Regions from separate parts of the Mus musculus genome. Here region 1 is linked to region 2. The links are chromatin loops, found by intact Hi-C in ENCODE. Cell type or tissue: heart. All regions are shown on one strand. Links, peaks and the distances in the headings refer to the core of each region. The heading gives the core; the rest is flanking DNA.

Region 1 (12,631 bases), core at 2,090-10,089, 190 kb after region 2:
GCACTTCCTGTCTGGACTGCCCTGGTCATCTAGCCTCTTAGAAAAATTCTGACTTAGCCAGAATCACCTGCAGGGCTGGAATCCACACCCACTTGGTTCCAGAGTCAACATTCATTTTTAAGGGGATAGAGCTTATTTATAGAAACATACAGGAAGGTATGACCATCCTAAATGTATAGCTCTGTGGATTTCTACCCATTCACAAGCCTCCTTCAGGATCGCGACAGAGGTCTCCATACCCAGAGGATGCCCTCAGTCGTCTCTAGCAATACCAGCACCCAAAACCACCACTTCCTCCTATCAATGGGAATGTGTTTCTTCTGTTCTTCAACTTTGTGTCAATAGAGTCACACAGTAGGTCTTTTGTGTCTGGCTGTTTTACCCAACACCTTGTGATGCTCATGTAAGATGTTGTATGTATACAGCCTGAACCTTGCCGCATTGGTGAGTCCTAGGCTGCCTTCCGGCACCAACACCTTCAGAGTGGCTAGGGTGGGGCGGTGGGTGCAGCAGTCATAGATGGAGCAGGCTGAGAGATGGGCTGAAAAGAGAGGGCTTTTTAGATCATGGCCTGGGCTTTACATTTCTTCCTTTCCTGCTGCTGAGTTCCCTGGGCCCAGACTGGTGGCAAAAAGACAAGTTCCTTTTCTGACTTTGTTCCTTTGTACAACAGAGCCAACCTCTTCACTGTGCTCTCTCAGATTCCTGGACAGCATTCTCTGGAATCAACCTTCCTATGCCTGGCAGTGAGGTTCCTTTAACGACTCACTTCCTGTCTGCTCTGCCCCATCATTAACCTCCAAATGAACTAGAATCATCTCCAGAACAGGAGCTCACACTCAAACCAGTTTCACCCAGATGGGGGCGTTTGTTTCTTCCTTACTATCCTGGTTGCTTTCATAGCATTATCTGAGGACTTAAAAATTAATATTATTATTTTGGAGACAGGGTTTTGAGTTTCTCAGTCTGGCTTCAAACTTGCTATATAGCAGAAGGTAACCATCAACTTCTAATCCTCCTGCATCTATCTACCTTAGAGTGTTGGATTACAGGTTTGCAAGAACACGCCCTATTTATACAGCGCTGGAGCTAGAGCCCAGTGCTTTGTTCATGCTAGGCAAGCACTCTACCCACTGAGCCACATGCCAGCTATTTCTGGAAGTACTTTTCAGTTGTTAAACACTTAGGGGTGGGGGCATGTGGAGTGCTATTTGCTTCTAGTGGGCAGAGGTCTGAGGTCATGCTAAGAACAGGCCTCCCCTTCCACTAAAGAGTGATGCAGCCTCGCATCTCAGTAACATTGTTGTTGGGAAACCCTGAGCATGAGTCATCATCAGGAAGTTGGTGTCTGTTTCTTTTCCTGATGCCAAAAGAGAAGAGGCAGGCATAATGAAGGTACTTTCATCCTGGAGTTAGAAGACCTGGGCTCAGGACTCACTTGCCACTAGCTAGTCATCTGACCTCATTTGAGTTATCCAGTCTCTGCAGGTCTGTTTCCTCCTCCTCCTCCTCCTCCTCCTCCTCCTCCTCCTCCTCCTCCTCCTCCTCCTCTTCTGTTGCTGGGCGCTGAGGTGCTTGTCACTAAGCCTGCAGGCTTCCTGTCCGGATCTCTTAGGGCTGCCTTCTATATCCTTATTTCATGAGATTTGACAGAAAACAGTGCCTGGGTGGACTGTGTGTAACGGCAGTGGAAGGATCCTTCCAGTCGCATTTCCACTTCCCTATGCGCTACTTCCAGGGTTATATCCTCACTCTTCCATCTGTGTGGGAAGGGAGCTCACCCACAAAGGGTGTTTCCTGAACTGTAGGCAGAGCTTCAAATACCCACAATTCCCATAGGCAGCAGTTTTTGACACTGGAACTTTTAGCCTTAAATTTAAATTCTTGTGAGACCTGTAAAAGGGTTTGCTGTGTGTGTGTGTGTGTGTGTGTGTGTGTGCCTAGTTACTTAAGAGGTTCAGGGCTTTATACCCTTCAAGGTGAGGCTATGGGAGGTTTTGATAAGACTAGACTAACAGAACATTGGTGAGCTTAGCATGCAGCGCTATGCAGTGTAGAGGACAGATCTCTGTAAGAACCAAGAGCCCTGCTGTGCCCAACAGGCAGAAAAGAAAGGGAAGAGAATTGGAGAGATGGCTCAGTGATTAAGAGCACTGGCTGCTTTTGCAGAAGACTGGGGTTTGGTTTCCAGTACCCACTTGGAAACTCACTACCTTAAACTGCAGTTTAAGGTGTCCAGTGCCCTCTTCTGGCTTCCATGGGCCCTGCATGCATGGGGTGAACATATATACGAAGGCAAACACTCATAAACATAACAGAATAATTGGGGAAGTTTGCTTAGTAAGTAATAAGAATGAGATGAGGCAGAAAGGCGATGGCTCAGTGGGCAAAGTGCTCGAGTGCCACACAAGCATTAGGACCTGAATTGGAGTCCCCAGGACCTAAGCACCATGGAACACATCTGTAACCCAGCACTGGGAGAGCAGAGAGACTCCTGAAGCTTGCTGGGTAGCCAGTCCAGCAGCATCAGTGAGCTCCTGGTTCAGTGAGCTCCAGGTTCAGTGAGAGGCCTTGTTTCAAAAGTTAAAGTGGAGAGCAGAGGAGGGAGACGCCTGAGATTTACCTCTGGCCTCCACACACGTGCGAACATACATGTGTGGGCACACCTGCACACACATGTGTGCACACCATACAGTTGTTGAAGGGAGAATTAGTGATGGATAGAGGTGGCTCGGATAGTTGGCTGTCATAATGCATTCATTATTGAATGGCATAAGTATTGCTGTTTGGAATCTGGGGACAAACTCGCCTTAGATGGAAGACTATTGCAGACCCATGGGACAATATCTTAATGGAAATCTCAAGAGGACCAAATTGTTCTTAAGTTACTTGATTTTAGGGGTGGCATTAACCCTTTTTAGTCAGCTGCCCTCCAATTCTACAGTTCAAAACTGTCTCGAAAATGGAGGAACGGCGTCCATATTTATTTTCTCACATATGTAACAAACAGCACAATGTCTCAATAAAAATGTATCTGTGGGATTCTTTTCTGGGTTACCTGTATGTTATGTGGCTTTATGTGTGTGTGTGTGTGTGTGTGTGTGTGTGTGTGTATGTGTGTGTGTATGTGTGTGTGTGTATGTGTGTGTGTATGTGTGTGTGTGTATGTGTGTGTGTGTGTGTGTGTGGTGTGTGTGTATGTGTGTGTGTGTGTGTGTGGTGTGTGTATGTGTGTGTGTGTGTGTGTGTGTGTGTGTGTGTGTGTGTGTGTGTATGTCTTGTCAGGCATTTTGCTTGTGCTATGACTTGGTTTATTTATTTTTTGTTACTTCCCATGCTCGGGAATCATTAAGGATTTTGGGTTTCAGTAGCCTTCTTTATTATTATTATTATTATTATTATTATTATTATTATTATTATTATACTTAGACATTTCAGTCACCTTTTCTTCAATCATATCTCAGTCCCTACCCTTTCTTTTCTAGTTAATACACACAAGGCCTCTTGGGCCTTCTCCCAGTGCTGTTGGTTTATTCTGCTCTGTGTTTCACTGGATATTTTCTGCTGTGATGGCAGCAGGTCCACCAATCTTCTCTTCTCCTGTGTCCGGTCTGTTGTTAACCTGCCCAATGTCTTGTTTTCTAGGAGCAGTACTTAGGTGTTTTAAGTTGCTCCCACATTTCTGCTTAGCATCCACACTCCTTCCCGCAGGTTCTTGATCTCAAAGAGATGGAACATACTTCTTGGGACTCTTGCCTTGGGTCTGCTGCTCAGTTGGTAGAGAACTTGCCCAACACCACTGAGGCCCTAAACTCCACTCCCAGCACTACATAAAAGTCGGCCCGGTGGTATATGAAACCACACACAGAACTTGGGAGGTAGAGGCAGGGGTATTAGAAGTTCAAGATCATTCTTGTCTCCATAAGAAGTTTGAGGCTAGCCTATGCTACATAATATCTCAAAAGAACACCACACAAAACCTCTTTATGTTCTTGCTCACCAATTTTGTTATTATTATCATTTCTAGTGTTGTTCAAGTTGACTGACCTTTCTTTTAATTGTGGGGTTTTGCCTTCTTCTTCTTCTTCTTTTTTTTTTTAATGTAATTTCTGTTTAGACACCACACTCTGAATTTTCTCTTCTTGGTCTTGGACATTGTTGAATGTTCTAAATATTATTTCTGGGTACAGTTACTTTACTTGGAAATGATTTGAGCCTTTCAAACTTTGTTATGTGGGACCAGAATGGCTTTAGCTTGGGACTCATGGTCCCCGGTCCTGAGGTGATAAACCTTGTGAATAGTCAGGTCTATCTATTCCAGTGCTTCCTCACCAATCTCTACTGGGCTGAAGACTCCAGGAACACTCTGCACCTCTCTGAAACTCCTTCCTCTGTCAGCGCTGCCTTTCTCCTGTCTGAACTCTAAGCTCTGCCTCTCTCTCCAAAGGGAGAGGCTGGTGGGCTGGGAACCCCCTTCAGGCAGCAAACTGAAAAAGAATCAGAGTGCTTTGTCTTTATTTCTCATCTCTCAAGGTCGCTGTCCTGTGTTGCTTGTTGCCCGGGGCTTGAAAACATTTCCCAGGAAATAATAAAAGCTGGAAGACTCCCCAGGAACATCTTTAAAGTTCAAACAGAGATGCACAGAAAACCCCATTGCTGCGGAGTCAGCTGTAAGTTGGTCGGTGCTGAGTTGGTTCTTAAAGCCTAGCTTGGTGCCAGCAAGGCACGGACAGGTGACAAAGAAGATAGACGTGCCACATGCATGTGGAAAAGCACTGGGAAGGAGAGGGACGAGATACTGGCGAGCCTACAGCAATGCCAGCCGCTCTACAGAAAGGGCCCACAGCACCTGACATATTTTATTCCCCCTTGGGGCCACCTCCTCATGCTATCTTTCTTCAGCTTAGTGATTGACACCCGAAGCCTCAAACTTCAGGTATTCTTGATCCCATTCCTCCCTTGTCAAACTTTGAATCAGTTTTCAACGCCTGTTCATTTTTGTCTCCAAAATATCTTCCAGTTTAACCCTACCTCGCCATTCTTATTCAGACCTCACTCAGACTCTCCCAGAAACCCACTATTTGACACTCAGAAAGGTACATTGCCCATCTGGCTCTGAATTTCCCTTTATGGACTGTATTTATATAGTACATATAGATCACTTTTACTTCACACCGATAAAGTTTGATTCTGATGAAGGTCTACCCAGAGAGGCACATGTTAAAGGTATGAGTGTGTCCTGACACCATAGCTAGTGTTCAGTATTTGCTGGGTGAATGAGAGATTTAAAGAGAAAGGGTTAGAAAGATGGCTCTGCAGTTAAGAGCACCTTTTATACTTTCAGAAGACCTGGGTTTGATTCCCAGCACCCACACAGTGGCTCACTCTAGTTCTACGGAATCTAATACCTTCGGATGCCCTCCACAGACACACTCACACATAAAATAAAGTTAATAAAATTTTAAAATAGGAAACCCATAAGAACTTGTATCTTTCAATAGTTAGGTTCCACCAAACACATACATCGCAGCCTCAAGTGTTTCTTCCTGTTTTAATTTGCATTTCGTTACAGAGACTTTAGAAACAAATACACAGTGCGTGTTTGTCCATTAACTTCTTTTATTTACTGAGCCAGATAGTTGCCCTTCCTACCTCTCTGTCTTACTCTCTTGTTCTTGAAGTGAGGGCAAATTAGAGCAGAATGTAACACTTGTTGAAACAATAGGAAACTCCATTTCTAGTGCGGGGTCGAAGCTCAGTTGGTAGAGCACTTCCTAACATGGATGGAGCCCTGGGTTCTATTCCCAGCAGCACATAAACCTGGCCACCGTGGCTCACATGTGAAAGTAAAGCACTCAAGAGGCAGGGGGATCAGAAGTTCGAGGTCATTCTTGGCCACTTAAGAGTTTAAAGCCAGTCTTTGCCACAGAAGACCTGATCTCAGAGAAACCAAAACCAAAAAGCAACCAACCAACTCACAAATGAACAAACAACTCAACTAACTAACTAACTAACTAACTAACTAACTAACCAAAGTCAAGGAAACACTTCTTGCAGCATCAACACTATTTCCAGTTTTGTGGAAGCTCCTCATAATTGTTTTAGTTTTAGTTTTTTTTTCTTTTCTTTTCTTTTTTTTTTCTATCTTTTTTGTTTGAGACAGGGTCTCACTATGTAGCCCTGGCTGAGCTAGAACTTGATATGTAAGGCCAGACTGACCATAAACTCAGAGATCTACCTGCCCCTGCCTCCGAGGTGCTGGATCTAAAAGCGTTCTCTATCACCCAGCCTCTTACTTGTTTTATTGAAATTTGTATTATTTAGAGTACAACGAAATGGAGGCCACCCAGCTTTAACAGGTCCACAGCAGCAGCGGCTCGGAAGGCTAAGCCGCTTGTTCCAACCACAAACAGGCGCCACACTCTCTGTGTTCAGCTGGTAGCCGGGCCACTCGGACAAGCATGTTTGCTAAGCCCCTGTTATTCTTCTCTCCTCTGCCTCTTTCCCATAACAACATCTGATTGCTTCACTCACCCTCTCCCAATCTGTCACCAGCTTGTCACAGACTTGATTGAAACACTACTAATTTAGCACGATGACTTTCTGGCAGGGTGAGGTTGGCAAAGCCAGAGGAGATGTTTGTTTACCCAGAAGAAAATGACTCGGAGGTTTGGAAACAGAAAGCCCCACCTGCCACACCCTAGAGCCATGAAGCTATGCCTAGGGTAGGGATTCCGGGAGGATCCCAGTGCAGAGGCTGCTGTGGGCGGAGCCAAGGCTGAGGCTCCAGCTGCCTTGGGGGTCTTTCTGGGTTCTTAACTCTAGGAGAGTGAATTAAGGGGGTTTCTTTCCGAGGGCTGCTTTGCTAGAGAACCTTATTCTTTTCTTGTTTTCAAACAAGGCTCATGCTAACTGCAGTTGGTTTTTGAGTCCTCGGTTCTCTTTTCCGTTTATCGACTTCCTTTTCCTTTTCTTTCCTCACCTTTGGTTTTTAGCACTTCCCTCCATTGTTCTGAGGACTATTTGTTTTTTTTTTTTTTCTTCTTCTGGGAGTTAGCCATCTAATAGGAGTCAGGGCAAAAGAGGCCAGCTCTGAGTGAGCCCTGCCTCCTAGGGAGCCCGGGATCCACTTTGAAGATTGTTGAGACTATTTGTATTAATAACACTTGTTCTAGTATTGTTCCTCGTTTCTGATCATCAAAGAGCTCAGAAAGGTTGAAGCCCGCACAATCTCTGCCAGCTTGTCCTTGGGAGCAAGTGTCTAGAACAGGGTTGATCTAAAATTGTTTTCTCAGTGAAGTGGGCGGGCTACAGATTCACATCAAGGGAGTGTCAGCTTGCAAAACAGCTTCTTGGCAGAAAGGGATGTGGGATTTCAGAGGAACTGTAATCTATTCAGTGCTGGTTAAACGAACTCCTTGATTCTGAGTGTGGTGTGTGGAACCTGGGTCCGTGCCCAATGAACAATTGCGCTCCTCTGTAGCAGGGGGCTGCAGAAAGTGGAACAGCCTTTGAGATGGGAGTTTTGCTTTTCCCATGATGCTTTGCGTTTCCCTTTCTCCATATTTTTATTCTATTTAATTTAATTTTTGGTGTTTTGCTTGCCTTAAAGGAGCTGAAAGGTGGAGTGTTGTTTGTTCCACGTTTATAAAATGACCCTCACTGTGGCAGGTCATCTTGTCAAGACTGCCTAGCTTGCTTACATTGACCATAAGGACAGGGACCAGGATTTCATCTTTCTTCCCTCTGCTTGTGGCCTCCAGTATATACTCAGAGCCAGAGAGTAGGATGCTTCTCCTGCAGCTGGGTCTCCAACATCATAAAGAGGCCACTTTAAGATGGGTGCCACAAGTCTGGGACTCCATAAAAAGTCTGGTCACCTTAAAAGATAGGGACCTAGAGATGTCATTTCCCTGGCTTTGATCCCTGTGGGATTCCCAAACAGATTGGCACACCCAGTTTGCCCTGGTCATTCCCTCCTAACATAGCTTGTTTTTTAACTTGTGTCCTGGCTTCTGACTCTTTTAGAAAGCAAATAAAACAAGGCAAAACTTAAAACTAAAAACCATTTAGTTTTAAACCTTAATTTCAAAAGGACTAAAGATTTATTGTGGAAAACTTTTAAAATGGGGGAGAAACCTTCCTTAAAATATAAGGAGAAATAACCAAAATTATCTTCAGACATAGTACTACTGCTAGATCCTCTCCTGGACATATACCCAGAAGATGTTCCAACTGGTAATAAGGACACATGCTCTACTATGTTGATAGCAGCCCTATTTATAATAGCCAGAAGCTGGAAGAACCCAGATGTCCCTCAAAAGAGGAATGGATACAGAAAATATGGTACATTTACACAATGGAGTACTACTCAGCTATTAAAAACAATGAATTTATGAAATTCTTGGGCAAATGGATGTATCTGGAGGATATCATCCTGAGTGAGGTAACCCAATCACAAAAGAAGTCACTTGATATGCACTCACTGATAAGTGGATATTAGCCCAGAAACCTAGAATACCCAAGATACAACTTCTAAAACACAAGGAAATCAAGAAAGAAGACCAACACGTGGATACTTCATTCCTCCCTAGGATACGGAATAAAATATCCATGGAAGGAGTTGCAGAGACAAAGTTTGGAGCTAAGATGAAAGGATGGACCATCCAGAGACTGCCCCACTTGGGGGTCCATCCCATAATCAGCCACCAAATGCAGACACTATTGCATATGCCAGCAAGATTTTGCTGAAGGGACCCTGATATAGCTGTCTCCTGTGAGGCTTTGCCAGTGCCTGGCAAATACAGAAGTGGATGCTCACAGTCATCTATAGGATGGGACACAAGGGCCCCCAATATAGGAGCTAGAGAAAGTACCCAAGAGCTGAAGGGGTCTGCAACCTTATAGGTGGAACAACAATGTGAACTAACCAGTACCCCCAGAGCTCGTGTCTCTAGCTGCATATGTAGCAGAAGATGGCCTAGTCAGCCATCACTGGGAAGAGAGACCCCTTGGTCTAGCAAACTTTATATGCCCCAGTACAGGGAAACGCCATGGCCAAGAAGTGAGAGTGAGTGGGTAGGGAACGGGGCCGGGGGAGGTTATAGGGGACTTTTGGGATAGCATTTGAAATGTAAATGAAGAAAATATCAAATAAAAAATGTGGGAAAAATTATCTTCAATCTCACGGTCCAAGAAAAATCATTATTAATGATTTCTTCCCATTTTTAAAAGGTACAGGGTGTGGTGGGCACATCCTTAATTCCAGGACTCAGAGTGTTTACTGCTTTTGTGGGGGACCTGGATTGGGATACCAGTAACCACATCAGGTGGCTTACAACTGTCTGTGACTCCAGTTTCAGAAGATGCCTTCTGGCCTTCTCAGTCACCTGCACACACATGCATATAGATGCATGCAGCCACACACACACACACACACACACATCAGTTAAAAACTAAAAGATGTATGTGTTATATGACCTTCAGTGTACGTGCATGTATTTAGATTAGAATTTTGATTTTGAAATGTATACTGGCTTGGACACTTCTTGACATCACCTTTTTTTGAAGGCCTCAGGGACTGTCCATGTAACTATTGCAGTAGCTTAAGCTACAAGCATTGTGACCAAATGTAAACAACCCCTGATGTAATCCCACCCCCATCCCCTCTTGTTTTGTCTTGCTATGCAGCCTATACTGGGCCCAAACTCATGGTCCACCTGCCTCAGCCACCTGGATGCCCAAATTACCGCGTTCATTGGATCATAAACCTTTCTCTACATCCCAGAATAATATGTTTCTGGAGGCCTTCCTGGGAGTGGGATTTTTAGATGATCTGGACTTGTAAATCACTCAATATATAATGTTGGCTGTCTGTTGTCTCTAATCTATCCTTAACTAAAGAAGTGATGCCCTTGTCCTTCTGGATACATGGGTCCTGCCAGCTAGACCACTATCTCTCATACCAGAGCCTGCCTGTGACCCAGCTCCTGGAGCCATGATGTTTATCATTCACTATTGAGCAGCATCTACTCTGATGCCTGAAGACCACCCATGGTAGACCCCTCCCCCATTGAATCATTGCTCCCATTGCTTTGAAGCAGGGTCTGGCCTAGGAAAGCTAGTTATGTAATCTCCTTTCCCCAGTGGGGGAAGGGAAAACAGATAAGGAATAGAGGAGAAGACTGAAGGATACATCATAATTATGCCAGGTCACAGATGACCACTTAATTTCCATTTTGTCCCATTTCCTGTAAGGCAGAGGAAATTTGTGGAGCCTGGAGCTTTGGGGTCTAGTGTTGACTCTCTCAGTCACTGGCTCAGTGACCTTGGGGAGTCTCTGAAGCTATCCGTGCCCCAGATGAATTCAGTGATAATATCTCCCAGGTGTGGCTATTGAGAAGAAGAAATGAGGTGTGGCCTGCCAGAGCTGGTACACTGAAGTACAGCTCATGTGTTGCTTAGCAACGGGGATATGAACCGAGCAACTGCATCATTAGGTGATTCTTCAGTGTGGACAGAGCTCCTGGACACATAGATTGCAGTAGAGCCTACTAATATACCTAGGTTACATGGTGTGTGTATGTGTGTGTGTTTTCCCAAAGCCATGATGCACAAAACAAGTTAAGATTAAATCCCACCAAGAAAAGTGATGCAATCAAGAGGTCCAGTGAACAGGAAGTGTGAGAGATTCTGCCTGCTCGACGTGGCTTTGTTTTTTAGCACTTTTTTTCCCATAAATAGAAGTATACTAGGAACAATAAAAATATGGCTCAGCAAACAAACAAAGCAGTCACGGGGTCGTATATCATCATTATTGAGTGTGGGGGGTCTAGGTGCTCTATGACTGCCATCACAGCAGGTCTGTTTACTCCAGCAGCACCACAGACACAGCACACAGTGAGTAGTGTGCATGATGTCACTAGGCTTGAGTGCAATCTCCACTGCCACTGTGGTGTGTGAGGTCCGCTGCTGGCACAAGTGTTCTTATGCTATGTTCGTCAGAGGAAGGGTGGTTACCCTCTCCCACGCCTCCTGCAGTGACGCGCGTCCTTTGTCTGGATAGGTGTCTCTTATTGTGTTTCAGAGTGGCACCTCTGAGTTTGCATTCACTTGCTGCAGGTCATGAGAAACAGGGCACAGGGTTAAATGGCTGGGACAGTGTTGTGTGCCTGTAGTCCTAGTATTCAGGAGGTTGAGGCAAGAGGATCCCACAATCAAGAAATCTGAGATTCATCTGGGCAACAAAGTGACACCCTGGCTCAAAAACCAAAAGTAAAACAACAATGATAGAAAACAAACTAGGGTCTCTGCGCTCCCAGTTGGCCAAGATGGTGTCTCGCAGGAAGAAACAGAAGGCTGGCGGCCACGAGGAGAGCATACCGAGCCCACCGGGGTATTCAGCTGTTCCAGTCAAGTTCTCGGCAAAGCAGCAGGCTCCTCATTACCTCTACATGAGACAGCACCGAGTTTGCCAAGGCACCCAGTCCACATGGCCTCCCGATCGAACCTTTTTTATCCTTAATGTGCCCCCGTACTGCACACAGGAGAGCCTGTTTTGGTGCCTCTCCTGTTGCGGCACCATCAAGACAGTGGAGCTGCAGGAGAAGCCCGACCTTGCCGAGAGCCCCACGGAGCCAAAGTCACAGTTTTTCCATCCCAAGCCGGTGCCGGGCTTTCAGGTAGCTTATGTGGTGTTCCAGAAGCCAAGTGGAGTGTCGGCCGCCTTGAACCTGAAGGGCCTATTGCTGGTTTCTACAGAGAGCCACCTTGTGAAGAGCGGAATTCACAAGTGGATCAGCGACTATGAAGACTCCGTGCTGGACCCTGAGGCCCTGAGAATGGAAGTAGACGCATTCATGGAGGCCTATGACAAGAAGATAGCTGAGGAGGAGGCTAAGGCCAAGGAGGAGGAGGGAGTCCCTGACGAGGAGGGCTGGGTGAAGGTCACCCGCCGGGGCTGCAGGCCAATGCTCCCTCAGACGGAAGCCGCCAGCCTGCGTGTTCTGGAGAAGGAGAAACGGAAGCGTGCCCGCAAGGAGCTGCTCAACTTCTATGCCTGGCAGCACCGAGAGACCAAGATGGAGCACCTGGCACAGCTGCGAAAGAAGTTTGAGGAGGACAAGCAGAGGATTGAACTGATGCGGGCCCAGCGTAAATTCCGACCCTACTGAGCTGTTCTGATAAGCAGATACCAGGCCAGGAAGTAGCTGTTCCCACAGTTCCATCTCTACACCGACGCAAGGCTGCCTTGGAGGAGGATTTGGCCTTCACAGAGCTGCCTCTGCCCTCTCCTGCCTATAAAGACACTCCCAGGATACCTGGCTCACCATCTGGCAAGCTTGCCCTCCATGCAGCCCCTCCTGACAACAGCCACTTGGAACTCAGTGAAGATGGGAGATTTTATTTCCACCACTGGTGGCAAGGCCACAGACTGCAGAAGCCTCAGAGCCCAGAGGGTCGGCTCCAGCCCTGCTTCCTTAGCATCACCAAAGCTCACCAAACACCCCAGGCCCCTTGTCAGAGTCACAGATAAGGCCAGAATCTTCTTTTCCCTGGCCCTACCTCTGCTGAAGGAGTCTCTGCTGCCTCTCTTGGTCTGCAAGACTCCCGCCCACTCCACCTGTTTTGT
Region 2 (12,631 bases), core at 2,000-9,999:
ACAAAACCAAAACAAAAGTAGAAACAAAAAGTTACTATATTCGAAGGCCTAGTTTGTGGGTACCAAATGCATTTAAAAGTCAAATGTCCTTTACTCGGCCCTGCACAGGCATGCAAGGAAAAGGGAAAGGAAGGCTTGTTCATTGACAGAACACTATCAGAGCAGAGGAGATGGGCGCAGTCATCCCTGACATCAGGCATCACCCGGGCAGGGCCATACTGCTCTCATCTGCTTTACTCACAAGTCCAGAGACATATATTCCTTCTAATTTTTGGGAGGAACTGGGAAAGGAAGCCCCAGAACCACCCCTCGAACCTTTCATGTAAATGAGGTCCCACCACTGTGTGAAGGTTTTAATTTCTTTTTACAAGATCTATATTTAAAACAGAGTAGGCAGAGGCTCAGATAGAATCTTTGGCTCACCATCTGTTTTTCCCTTTTTATAAGCAATAAACACACTTGGAAAACCTCAAAAGAGTTTTATGCTTACTTGAGGAAAAGAGAGCATGAAAAAAATTAGTGAGACTGTAGTTCTTCTACAGGTTTGGAGTGGGATGGGGCAGAGTAAGTCAGAAAGGAACGGGGTATTTGTGGAAAACACATGGGACTTCCAAGAGATGGCATAAAAAGGGAGGGAGAGCCATAGCAAACAGTCACTGATGGAAAGATGCTCACACACATGGAACTTGACTTCAAGGTGATAAAACAGGAAATGTCCATTTCAACTTTAAGTTTCTTGCTGTTGATTTTTCCTCCTTTTGTCATGACATTGCTTAGCTTTTCTCTTGCTCATTTATAAGCTCTCTTTGTAAACCAGGAAACCAACCCTCAAGTGTAGAGAGACAACTCAGCGGTTAAGAACACTGGCTACTCTTCCTGAGGACCTAGATACAATACTAAGCACACACAGGTGCCTCACATCTGCCAATAACTCCAGTTCCAGGACCTCTGGTACCCCTTTCTAGCTTCCTAGGTATGCATGTAGTACACAGATACACATGCAGGCAAAGTACGCTTGCACACTGAGAAGAAGAAGGTAGCCCTTAGAATCAGGTGAGGATGATCAAAGCACACTACAAACATGTTTGAAAAATAAGGGCTGAAGATGTAGCTCAGTTGACAGGTGCCTGCCTAGCATACATGAAGTCCTGCTTAACCCTAGAATCACAAACCCTAGAATCACACAAGCTGAGAATGGTGGCATATGCTTATAATTCTAGTACTTGGGAGGTTGAGGCAGGAGAATCAGAAGTTTAAAAAAACCAGCTGCACAGTAAGCTGGAGCCCAGCCTGTGATATGAGACTGTCTCAAAAACAAAACAAAAATGTTATAATCAAATCCATTTTCTATATAATTTATATCATGTGAAAAGATGAATATGATCAAAATACATTATTTTGCATGTATGCAAATGTCATAGTGAGACTCATTATTTTGTACAGTATATGCTAATTATGAAAAGTAACTTGAAAAATGAAGAAACTTGGGGCTGGGCCAATGGCTTAGTGGAAACAGTGCACCTGAGTTTAGGTCCCCAGCACCCATGTCAAAACTGGGTTGCAGTGTCATGCTTCTGTAACCTCAGAACTGAGGGGTGGAGAAGTAGAACAGGAAAATCCAGGGCTGACTGGCCAGCCAGTCTAACCGAAAGAACAAGTTCAATTGAGAGACCCTGTCTCCAAAAATCCTCAAACAAGAAACAATGAGAGTAATACAGAAAAAACCCCGACCTCTGGTCTCCATACCTACATAGGTGAGGGCTTGTGCACTCACTACACACATGCATGAATGAGTGAGTGCTAGTGAGCGAGCAAGCGAGTGTGCTCACACACACACACACACACACACATGCATATGCACACACAGAAGCTAGTTCTTAGACATTATAACCTGACAAATCTTTCTTTCTATGTGTTGTGTATAGCAGATGCCCTTCTGTTCTCCTTTTTAACCTCAATCATCACTCATCCATCAAAGAACCTGGAAATCTCTTTTGACTTCCAAAAGGCAAATAACATTTTTGTATTATTAGGAAAACAGTTTTGACCTCCAGAAAACCCGGCTCACCTTGAGAATACTACCTGACATTGCTTATCTCGTTCATCACCCTATCAATCATTAATGATGACTGATTTTTGTTGGCATAAATAGCCTACAGGCAGAAAAGGGACTGGGAACCACAGATTTCAAGATAATCTTCAAATTCATTAGTGTGGATACTTTTCACAGACAAACCAAACCCATCAAATTTACTTCTTGTTATGACCCTTTCTTTCTCCTCTCCACTGCATTTCAAGCTCTCTCTGATCTTTCTTCAAATGCACCCTTTTGTTCAGAGGCCTCATCTCATTCTATCTTCAGAGCTGATTGCCTTTCTCATCTCTGAAGCCTTCCCCTGAGATCCCCATCCCCAGCCCCCCCCCCAACCACCACATAATTTTTTACTTCCTTAGACTATGAGCCCTGTTCATGTCGCTCTACAATTACTCCTTATGTCTGCCTCTTTACCATATACTGAGCTACTGAAGGGCTGATGCACTCTACTGTCTTTGCATGTATAATGTCTTCCACAAAGCCAGAACCCAAACATGTGGTCACACAATTGGGATCTGCCTTTCAGAGTCAATTCAAGGCTCATATATCCTCAAAGTAATCCAGGCCATGGTGACTGCTCCGCCTACTGTGAATGTGGGTGGCACCATTCCATGGGCTGCAGGCTTGGACTAAATAAAAAGGAGGAATCAAACTGAGCAGTCGTCTCTCTGCTCCCTGACTATGAATGCAATGTGACCAGTGGTCTCAAGTGCCAGCTTCCATGGCTTCCCCGACTAATGGTCTGTACCCTCAAACTGTGAGCGAAAATAAACCCTACCTTAAGTTGCTTTTGTCAGGTATTTTGTTACAGCACTGAGAAAAGTAACTATGCCAGAAAACTGGTACTCAGGAATGGAGCCTTTGCAATGATAAACCTGACAATGTAACTCTTAGACATCTTGAACTGGTTTGTGGGAAGAATGTGGAAAAGTTTGGAACTCTCTGCTAGAAAAGCCCTCGAATGCTTTAAGCAGAGGTTAATCAAAATAATCTTCCAACTCATTAGCATGCATGCTTACTTCTTAACAGACTAATCCAGATGACTGGAACCCAGATGATTCCATCAGGAGCCCCGGATACCCAACTTAGTGCTGCAAGATTTGGTGTTGGAATCTCTCCCTCACTATCCATCATAGTTCTTCATAACTGGTTAGCATAATTCAAACTATTCTTCTTCTAGGGAGCATTTTAACTATAAGTGGAATCATCAATTTGAAAACAGGTGCTGAGATGCATCCTCTCAAAACCCAGATACTGCAAGCTTAAATATGACACTATATTCTGAGGCCTCAATACACTTGCCCTTCCCTTCCTGTTCTCCAAGACCTTAGATTTATCATTCCTTATTTTAGTTGTTAATAGTTTTAGCTTCCTTAACAAACATTCTAATGTACAGTTACTAGTAAAAATGCCAAACCTTTGAAGTAGAGTCAAAGAAACAAGGAAAGTAAAAACAAAAACAAAAAATCATACACAAGATGAAAATACTGTCTTTGGAAACAAGTAATTTATGGTAAGTAGGCTCAGACCAATGCTTTTCCTTAAATGGAATTTGTCTAAAAAGTTGTATCTTTCCCATCACTGTTCTTTCATGCATCCACACCACAGTGGGACAAACAGCCTTTTCCAGAAAACACGCAGATAAAATCATTAAAACTTACTCCATAATATAAGATTGATAGTAACTGAAGATCAATCACTGTTTCCAATTTTCACTGTTTTGCATATGTAATAATGTCAGTAAGGAATAATATAGGCAAATATAGCTAAAAATACTCAGAAGATGTAAGTGCAGGGTGCTCTGGATTCTGCTTGTTTATAGGTAAACCATCAGTTACAACCTTTAACCGAATGTTGAATTTTTAATACAAAAAAGACCTTAAGTTGGGGGCAATTCTTCCTGACATGTTGCCACATGAATAATCTTTCAATAAAGAAATCCTGGAATTAATTTCATGTAATAAGAGACTGTTAGATATAGGGGTGCATGTCTGTAAACCTAGCACTCTAGAGGCTGTAGCATTAAGATCTTAAACTGTTCGAGGACAGTTTAAGCTACACAGACAAACCTTGTCTCAAAAAAAAAAAAAAAAAAAAAGGAGGAGTCTGATGAATGGAAGGAAGCCATCAGCTGACAAACAGCAGTTTCCTCACCCCATTTTGCCCCTCCCCACCCCACAAGCTGTAGGAAGTAGAAAGCTGCAGAGTGTACCTTCCAGGCGAGAAGCAAAACATTGAGGATGGCCAGCAAAGGGCAGGGTCCATTCTCATTCTGGGTGATGATGGGCGTGTTCTCCTCTTTCCACTGGATCCATTTGATGTGATACACCGACTGTCCGGGAAAGCGTTCTTTGGAGGCCGCTAGCACCTGAGCCGGGTCCTCCTCCTCCTCTTTGCATAGAGGTGCAGCCCTGGGCGGCCCCGCCGCGCCCTCCTCCACGTCCTCGGGGACCCTGGTCTCTGCTCCCTCCTCACTATTGAACTCAGAGCTACTGGGGAAAGAATGCAGGTTGGAGAAAGACTCCAGGGAGTCCAAGCTGGGCGAGTCCCCAGGGGGGCTCGGCTCGCTGCAGCTGCTGCTCGGGGCGCCGGTGCTGCTGGGCTCTTCCGCCGCCTGCTCCACCCTGCAGGTGCCCGTGTCGCCCACTGGCCCCGACCCTCGGCCCGCCGCGGCCTCGGCCAGCTCCGGGGAGGCGGTCACCTTGTGCTGCCCTCTTGAAGGCACCTCCGAGGCGGCAGGGCTCGACGACGCGCCGTCCTTCAAGTCCGAGCCCGCGCCGCATCCGAGCTGCGAGGGGGACGTCGGGTCCCCGAGGCTGCTCCGCGCTGCCGCCGCCGCCGCCCCCTGCCCGCCGCTGTCCACCGCGCGTCCAGCGGGACCATCCTCAGCCTCGCGCCCGCCGCGCCGTCGCCCTTCCGGCGGCGACACTCGCCCGGCCGCCACCCCTAGTTCCAGAGGCTGTGGGCTGTCAGGGCTGTTCTCCATCCCCGGCCGCCCGCCCCTGGTCCTATAGACACCGCGGCCGGCTCTCCTCAGCAAGCGCCTCCGACGCCATGACAGCCGCTCTGTAGCAGCTCCAGCGCCCTAGCGCGGCCTCGGCCAGGCACGTCACCGTAGAGGGCGGCGGGAGCGCGCGCGCGTGCCCCCGCCCGCCCGCTCGGAGCGTGCCTCCGCGTGACTGCGCTCGTTGAAGCGCCCGGACCCACTCGGGGAGCGCTTCTCCCCCGAGGCCACGCCCCTCCCGCGCGTTCAGGCTAGGGAAGGCAGAGCGAGGCCAGGGGCGTGGCTGAGGGCGTGGTCAGGGGCGCGGCTCGGAGAGCCGCAGCGCCACTAGGAAAATAATCTTGTGTGTGCTGCCGGAAGTTGAACTCCGGGGCATCCCCGCTGCGCGCGGTTACTTTAAAGGCAGTGGCTGAGGCTTGTAGGGAGTGTGGTCTACTTTGGGCTTGAGCCTGGTGGACCCCGAAAGTGGTAGTAGCATTGGAAGACAGCCATTCCCTGAAGGCCTCGGGAGAGCTGGCTTTTTCTTTTCTTTTTTTTTTTTTTTAGCTTTTAATGTTGAGAATTGGAAGCATTTCTTAGGAAATGCAAATTTGAAAGGCGAGTTCTGTTGGAGGCTTTTGGAAGACTGCGCAGTACAGGGACAACTCTCCCTGGGTTTTGGCTGAGAATCGCTGCGCTCCCAACCAGCTACTGGTTTGCCTTGCCGGAGGTTCAATGAGGTTGTGGATATTGGCCTACGCCCCAGGCGAGAGGGTAAATTTGGTCCAATAATAATAAATCAGTTTGCGTTTGAAGCAAGCCAAGTCTTTGCGGTTCTGTTCACTTGGCTTCTCTTTGCACAGAGTGGGAAGCTTCTGCTTCCCGAAAAAATGACTTTTAAAATTAGAATTGACTTCTCATCAGGGCTTGACATCTGCATAGAGGATGGACAGAGTTGCCTGCAACTTTTTTTTTCTATTTATTTACTTACTTATTTATTGGCAAGAGTGGATATAGATCATCTAACCTGCTCTGGAAAAGTGGGGTGTTTTTTTTTTTTTTTTTTTGGTTTTTTTGTTTTTTGGTTTTTTGTTTTTTTTGTTTTTTTTTTTTTTCCTGGACCCTTCCCTCTTCAAAGTTGTCTGAGAATATAAAAATGAACAAGACAGGTGGGTCTTCCTTTAGTATCAGGTATACAAATATATGGTGCATCATGGATTGTTACACTTCTGTCCTGCTACTGGTTAGAAAAGTAGACAAATTAATGCATTATTTTGCTCATTCATGTGTTAGCACCAAGCATGTTACTGAATACTGTGTTTCACACTAAAAATATCACTATTATCTTCTCAGAAATGATGATCTCTTTCTCGGCACTCTCTTCGACTTCTCCCTCTTTCTTCCCACCTCCAACTCTCTCCTCCCTTCCTTTCTTTTCTTCCCCCCCCTTTCCTTTTTTTTTTTTTTTTTTTTTTTTTTTTTTTTTTTTTAGGGCTGGGGCTCAATTCATGTATGACAAACACTCTACAGAGCCCTCTACTACTTTGCTTATCTTATTTCACTTTTGTTTTTTGAGACAGAGTCTCAATTTGTAGCCCTGGCTGGCTCTGCCTCTCTTCCAATTTGAGAGTCTCACCCTGTGTCTTAGACTAACTGACCTGGAATTCACAGCAATCCTCTTGTACTTTTTCTCCCACTCCAATTTTGAGATTATAGATGTGAACGCTGTGTTTTTAAGACTGGAAGTTATCTTCCTTTCTTTCTTTCTTTCTTTCTTTCTTTCTTTCTTTCTTTCTTTCTTCCTTCCTTCCTTCCTTCCTTCCTTCCTTCCTTTCTTTCTTTCTTTCTTTCTTTCTTTCTTTCTTTCTTCCTCCCTTTCTTTCTCTCTCTCTCTCTCTCTCTCTCTCTCTCTCTCTCTCTTTCTTTCTTTCTTTCTTTCTTTCTTTCTTTCTTTCTTTCTTTCTTTCAATTGAGGTTGGGTCTCACTATGTAGTGTAGCTAGCCTGAAAGTTGTTATGTAGGCCAGGCTGGACTCAAACTTTCAGAAAATTGCTTGCCTCTGCTTCCCAAGTGCTAGAATTAAGGGCATGTGCCACCATGCCAAGCAAGATCGGCAATTCCTGAAAACTGGAAAAGTTAGAAAAGATAATGGAAAGTTTTTTCTGAGTGTTGAATTTTGGAGTTCATGTTGATCCATAAGCAATAATTCCTGCCATCACCATTGAGATTTTTCTTTTTCTTTTTTTATTAGATATTTTATTTATTTCCATTTCAAATGTTATCTCCTTTCCTGGTTTCCCCTCCGAAAACCCCATATCCCCTCTCTCCTCCCCTTGCTCACCAACCCACCCACTCCTGCTTCCTGGCCCTGGCATTCCCCTATACTGGGGCATAGAACCTTCACAGGACCAAGGGCCTCTCCTCCCATTGATGACTGACTAGGCCATCCTCTGATACATATGCAGCTGGAGCCATGAGTCCCACCATGTGTTTTCTTTGGTTGGTGGTTTAGTCCCAGGGAGCTCTGGGGGTACTGGTTAGTTCATATTATCGTTCCTCCTATGGGTCTACAAACCCCTTCAGCTCCTTGGGTCCTTTCTCTAGCTCCTTCATTGGGGATCCTGTGAGCATCCACTTCTGTATTTGTCAGTCACTGGCAGAGCCTCTCAGGAGACAGCTCCTGTCAGCAAGCACTTGTTGGCATCCACAATAGTGTTTGGATTTGGTGGTTGTATATGGGAAGGATCCCCAGATGGGGCAGTCTCTGGATGGTCATTCTTTCAGTCTCTTCTCCAGACTTTGTCTCTGTAACTCCTTCCATGGGTATTTTGTTCCCCCTTCTAAGAAGGAATGAAGTATCCAACTTTGGTCTTCCTTCTTGAGTTTCATGTGTTTTGCAAACTGTATCTTGGGTATTCCAAGCTTTTGGGCTAAATCCACTTATCAGTGAGTGACCATCATGTGTGTTCTTTTGTGATTAGGTTACCTCACTCAGGATGATATCCTCCAGATCCATCCATTTGCCTAAGAATTTCATAAATTCATTGCTTTTAATAGCTGTGTAGTACTCCATTGTGTAAATGTACCACATTTTCTGTGTCCATTCCTCTGTTGAGGGACATCTGGGTTCTTTCCAGCTTCTGGCTATTATAAATAAGGCTGCTATAAACATAGTGGAGCATGTGTCCTTATTACATGTTGGAGCATCTTCTGGGTATATGCCCAGAAATGGTATTGCTGGATCTTCTGGTAGTACTATGTCCAATTTTCTGAGGAGCCACCAGACTGATTTCCAGAGTGGTTGTACCAGCTTGCAATCCCACCAGCAATGGAGGCATGTTCCTCTTTCTCCACATCCTCACCAGCATCTGCTGTCACCTGAGTTTTTGATCTTAGCCATTCTGACTGATGTGAGGTGGAATCTCAGGGTTGTTTTAATTTGCATTTCCCTGATGAATAAGGATGTTGAACATTTTTTTAGGTGCTTCTCAGCCATTCGATATTCCTCAGTTGAAAATTCTTTGTTTAGCTCTGTACCCCATTTTAATAGGGTTATTTGGTTCTCTGGAGCCTAACTTCTTGAGTTCTTTGTATATATTGGATATTAGCCCTCTATCAGATGTAGGATTGGTAAAGATCTTTTCCCATTCTGTTGGTTGCCTTTTTGTCCTATTGACAGTGTCCTTGGCCTTACAGAAGCTTTGCAATTTTATGAGGTTCCACTTGTCAATTCTTGATCTTACAGCAGAAGCCATTTGTGTTCTGTGGAATTTTCCCTCTGTGCCCATATGTTCAAGGCTCTTTCCCACTGTCTCCTCTATAAGTTTCAGTGTCTCTGGTTTCAGTGTGGAGGTCCTTGATCCACTTGGAGTTAGCTTTGTACAAGGAGATAAGAATGGAGATAAAAACGTTCATTCTTCTACATGCTAACCTCCAGTTGAGTCAGCACCATTTATTGACAATGCTCCTCTCTCTCTCTCTCTCTCTCTCTCTCTCTCTCTCTCTCTCTCTATCTCTCTCGTTTTTGTTTTTCGAAACAGGGTTTCTCTGTGTAGCCCTGGCTGTCCTGGAACTCACTCTGTAGACCAGGCTGGCCTCGAACTCAGAAATCCACCTGCCTCTGCCTCCTGAGTGCTGGGATTAAAGGAGTGTGCCACCATGCCTGGCTTTACCTCCTTTTCCAAAGATTAAGTGACCATAGGTGTGTGGGTTCATTTCTGGGTCTTCAATTCTATTCCATTGATCTACCTATCTGTCACTGAACCAGTACCATGCAGTTTTTATCACAATTGCTCTGTAATACAGCTTGAGGTCAGGGATGGTGATTCCACCAGAAGTTCTTTTATTGTTGAGAATACTTTTTGCTATCCTAGGTTTTTTTGTTTTTCCAGATGAATTTGCAAATGCCCTTTCTAACTCTTGTGAAGAATTGAGTTGGAATTTTGATGGGAATTGCATTGAATCTGTAGGTTGCTTTTGGTAAGATGGCCATTTTTACTATATTAATCCTGCCAATCCATGAGCATGGGAGATTTTTTCCATCTTCTGAGATCTTCTTTGATTTCTTTCTTCAGAGCCTTGAAGTTCTTATCATACAGATATTTCACTTGCTTAGTTAGAGTCACACCAAGGTATTTTATATTATTTGTGACTATTGTGAAGGGTATTGTTTCCCTAATTTCTCTCTCAGCCTCTTTATCCTTTGTGTAGAGAAAAACCACTGATTTATTTGAATTAATTTCATATCCAGCTACTTCGCTGAAGTTGTTTATCAGGTTTTGGAGTTCTCTGGTGGAATTTTTGGGGTCACTTATATATACTATCATATCATCTGAAAATAGTAATATTTTCGCTTCTTCCTTTCCAATTTGTATCCCTCTGATCTTCTTTTGTTGTCTAATTGCTCTGACTAGGACTTCAAGTACTATATTGAATAGGTAGGGAGAGAGTGGGCAGCCTTGTCTAGTCCCTGATTTTAGTGGGATTGCTTCAAATTTTTCTCCATTTAGTTTGATGTTGGCTACTGGTTTGCTGTATATTGCTTTTACTATGTTTAGGTATGGGCCTTGAATTCCTGATCTTTCCAAGACATTTATCATGAAGAGGTGTTGGATTTTGTCAAATGCTTTCTCAGCATCTAATGAGATGATAATGTGTTTTTTTCTTTGAGTTTGCTTTTATAGTGGATTACATTGATGGATTTCTGTATAATAAATCATCCCTGCATCCCTGGGATGAAGCCTATTTGATCGTGATGGATGATTATTTTGATGTATTCTTGGATTCGGTTTGTAAAAATTTTATGGAGTATTTTTGCATCGATATTCATAAGGGATATTGGTCTGAAGTTCGCTTTCTTTGTTGGGTCTTTATGTGGTTTAGGTATCAGAGTAATTGTGGCTTCATAGAATGAGTTGGGTAGAGTACCTTCTGTTTCTATCTTGTGGAATAGTTTGAGGAGAATTGGTATTAGGTCTTCTTTGAAGGTCTGATAGAACTCTGCACTAAACCCATCTGGGCCTGAGGTTTTTTTTTTTTTTTTTTTTTTTTTTGGAAACTATTAATGACTGTTTCTATTTCTTTAGGGGATATAGGACTGTTTAGATCATTTATCTGATCCTGATTTAACTTTGGTACCTGGTATCTGTCTAGAATATTGTCCATTTCATCCAGATTTTCCAGTTTTGTTGAGTATAGGCTTTTGTAGTAGGATCTGATGATTTTTTGGATTTCCTCAGATTCTGTTGTTATATCTCCCTTTTCATTTCTGATTTTGTTAATTAGGATACTGTTCCTGTGTCCTCTAGTTAGCCTGGCTAAGGGTTTATCTATTTTGTTGATTTTCTCAAGGAACCAGCTCCTGGTTTGGTTGATTCTTTGTATAGTTCTTTTTGTTTCCACTTGGTTGATTTCAGCCCTGAGTTTGATTATTTCCTGCCATCTACCCCTCTTGGGTGAATTTGCTTCTTTTTGTTCTAGAGCTTTCAGGTGGAGCTTTTTTTCTTAAAAAGTTAGAGACATTAAACAATTAAGAATGTGCTTCTGGATTTGGTTGCTTTACAGCAGTGAACGTCACGAGGTGCTGAGACTATCACTGATGTCAGAGAATTCAGACCGTGTGTGGTTCCTTAGATCTAAAAGGAAACCTGCAAAGGTGAATTATATGATTAAACTGGGTGAATGACTAAATGATTTGTAAGCCAGCATAGCATACAGTAGTGCCAAAAATAATGGGACATGCTTGTCAAAGAATGGCTTTTCATCAGTTTTTGAAAATCCTATGTGGATACTTGCAGGTTAGCAGTGGTGCATGCCTTTAATTCCCAGCACTTGGGAGGCAGAGGTAGGTGGATCTTTGAGTTCAAGGTTAGTCTGGTCTAAAGAGTAAGTAAGTTCTAGGACAGCCAAGGCTACACAGAGAAACCATGTCTTGAGAAGCAAGCAAACAGGGAAGAAAGAAAGTGAGAGAGGGGAAGATTCATTTATTTTTATTTTATGTATATGAGTGTTTTGCTTATATGTATGTATGAGCACTGAGTATGTGCCTAGTCACTGCTGAGGTCAGAAAAAGGGATTCGATCCCCAGAAGGGAGTTACAGGCAGTTGTGAGCCATCGTGTGGGTGCTGGGAACTGAATGTGAGTCACCTGCACGAACAGCAAGTGCTCTTAAAAACTGAGCCATCAGCCGGCGTGGGGAGTGATGGCACATGCCTTTAATCCCAGCACTCGGGATGCAGAGGCAGGAGGATTTCTGAGTTCAAGGCCAGCCTGATCTACAAAGTGAGTTCCAAGACAGCCAGGACTGTACAGAGAAACCCTGTCTCGAAAAACCAAAAAAAAAAAAAAAAGCTAAGCCATCTCTCTAGCCCCACCTTTGTATTTACATGTAGTTAGTTATTGGAGGTGTTAGTGAGCGATGGATAGGGGAAAATAAGTCTAGAATAAGTCTTAGTTTGGGCAATGAGGTACTGACAAGGGCTGGAAAATGGCTCAGTAGATAGTGCTTGCTTTGCAGGCAGGAGGGTACTCATAGGTACTCAAGTCCTTGACGGTACAGATAGGCAGAACTCTGTGAGTTTGAGTCCTGCCTGGCCTACATAGCAAGTTCTAGGTCAGCCAGGACTACACAGTGAGTCCATGTCTCAAACAAACAAAAATAAACAAAGCTCAGAAATAAAACAAAAGACCAAAAGCCCAGACAATTTGGGGAGTGATCCATGAAGCAATGATTGACATCTGGCCCCTACAGGACCCTCACAGGTAAGTACACCAATATGCATGTGCGTAGACACAGACACACCCACATGCCAAAAACATACTGACATAAAATGACTGCTGAGATTATGTGACAATATTCAATCACTGGTAATAAACAATAAATAAGATAAAAATTCAGAGAAAAGAAACCCTTGTGAGATAATAATCAAAAGTATAGACTGAGTATTGCCTTAGTATAGACCTCTTAACTATCAAAATAATAATGATAACCATTTTAATAATTAATTTTAATAGCATTATTATTAATCTGCTAGTGTTTTAGGTTGTCTTTGAT

What was found. Hi-C counts contacts between places; a loop is a spot of excess contacts. Peaks named below come from ENCODE experiments on the same cell type or tissue, not always from the same donor. Only the 100,000 strongest peaks of a DNase experiment are listed, where the experiment ranks them.
Region 1: a loop joins it to region 2, with 2.3 times the contacts of the local background. A loop is called at or near these places in 2 of 42 quality-filtered maps.

What each region holds. Positions count from the first base shown.
Region 1 is chr9:70,841,246-70,853,876 of GRCm38, forward strand. All of the region lies in intron 1 of Lipc (lipase, hepatic), which reads right to left. It also overlaps the pseudogene Gm3436. Among named protein-coding and RNA genes, the nearest start is that of Gm32017, 67 kb to the right of the region's middle. In heart, for the core only: CTCF peaks have their summits at 2,251 (motif pointing left) and 6,395; DNase peaks (open chromatin) are centred at 6,636 and 7,253; H3K4me3 peaks cover 724 bases; H3K27ac peaks cover 2,845 bases.
Region 2 is chr9:70,651,966-70,664,596 of GRCm38, forward strand. It overlaps Mindy2 (MINDY lysine 48 deubiquitinase 2), which reads right to left and starts at 5,209. Exons shown (of 9, transcript NM_172772.2): 1 at 4,308-5,209. The coding sequence starts at 5,081. It overlaps Gm31872 (a long non-coding RNA gene), which reads left to right and starts at 5,706. Exons shown (of 3, transcript XR_379591.4): 1 at 5,706-6,247; 2 at 11,142-11,232. In heart, for the core only: a CTCF peak has its summit at 5,467; DNase peaks (open chromatin) are centred at 4,476, 5,306 and 5,816; H3K4me3 peaks cover 2,434 bases; H3K27ac peaks cover 1,720 bases.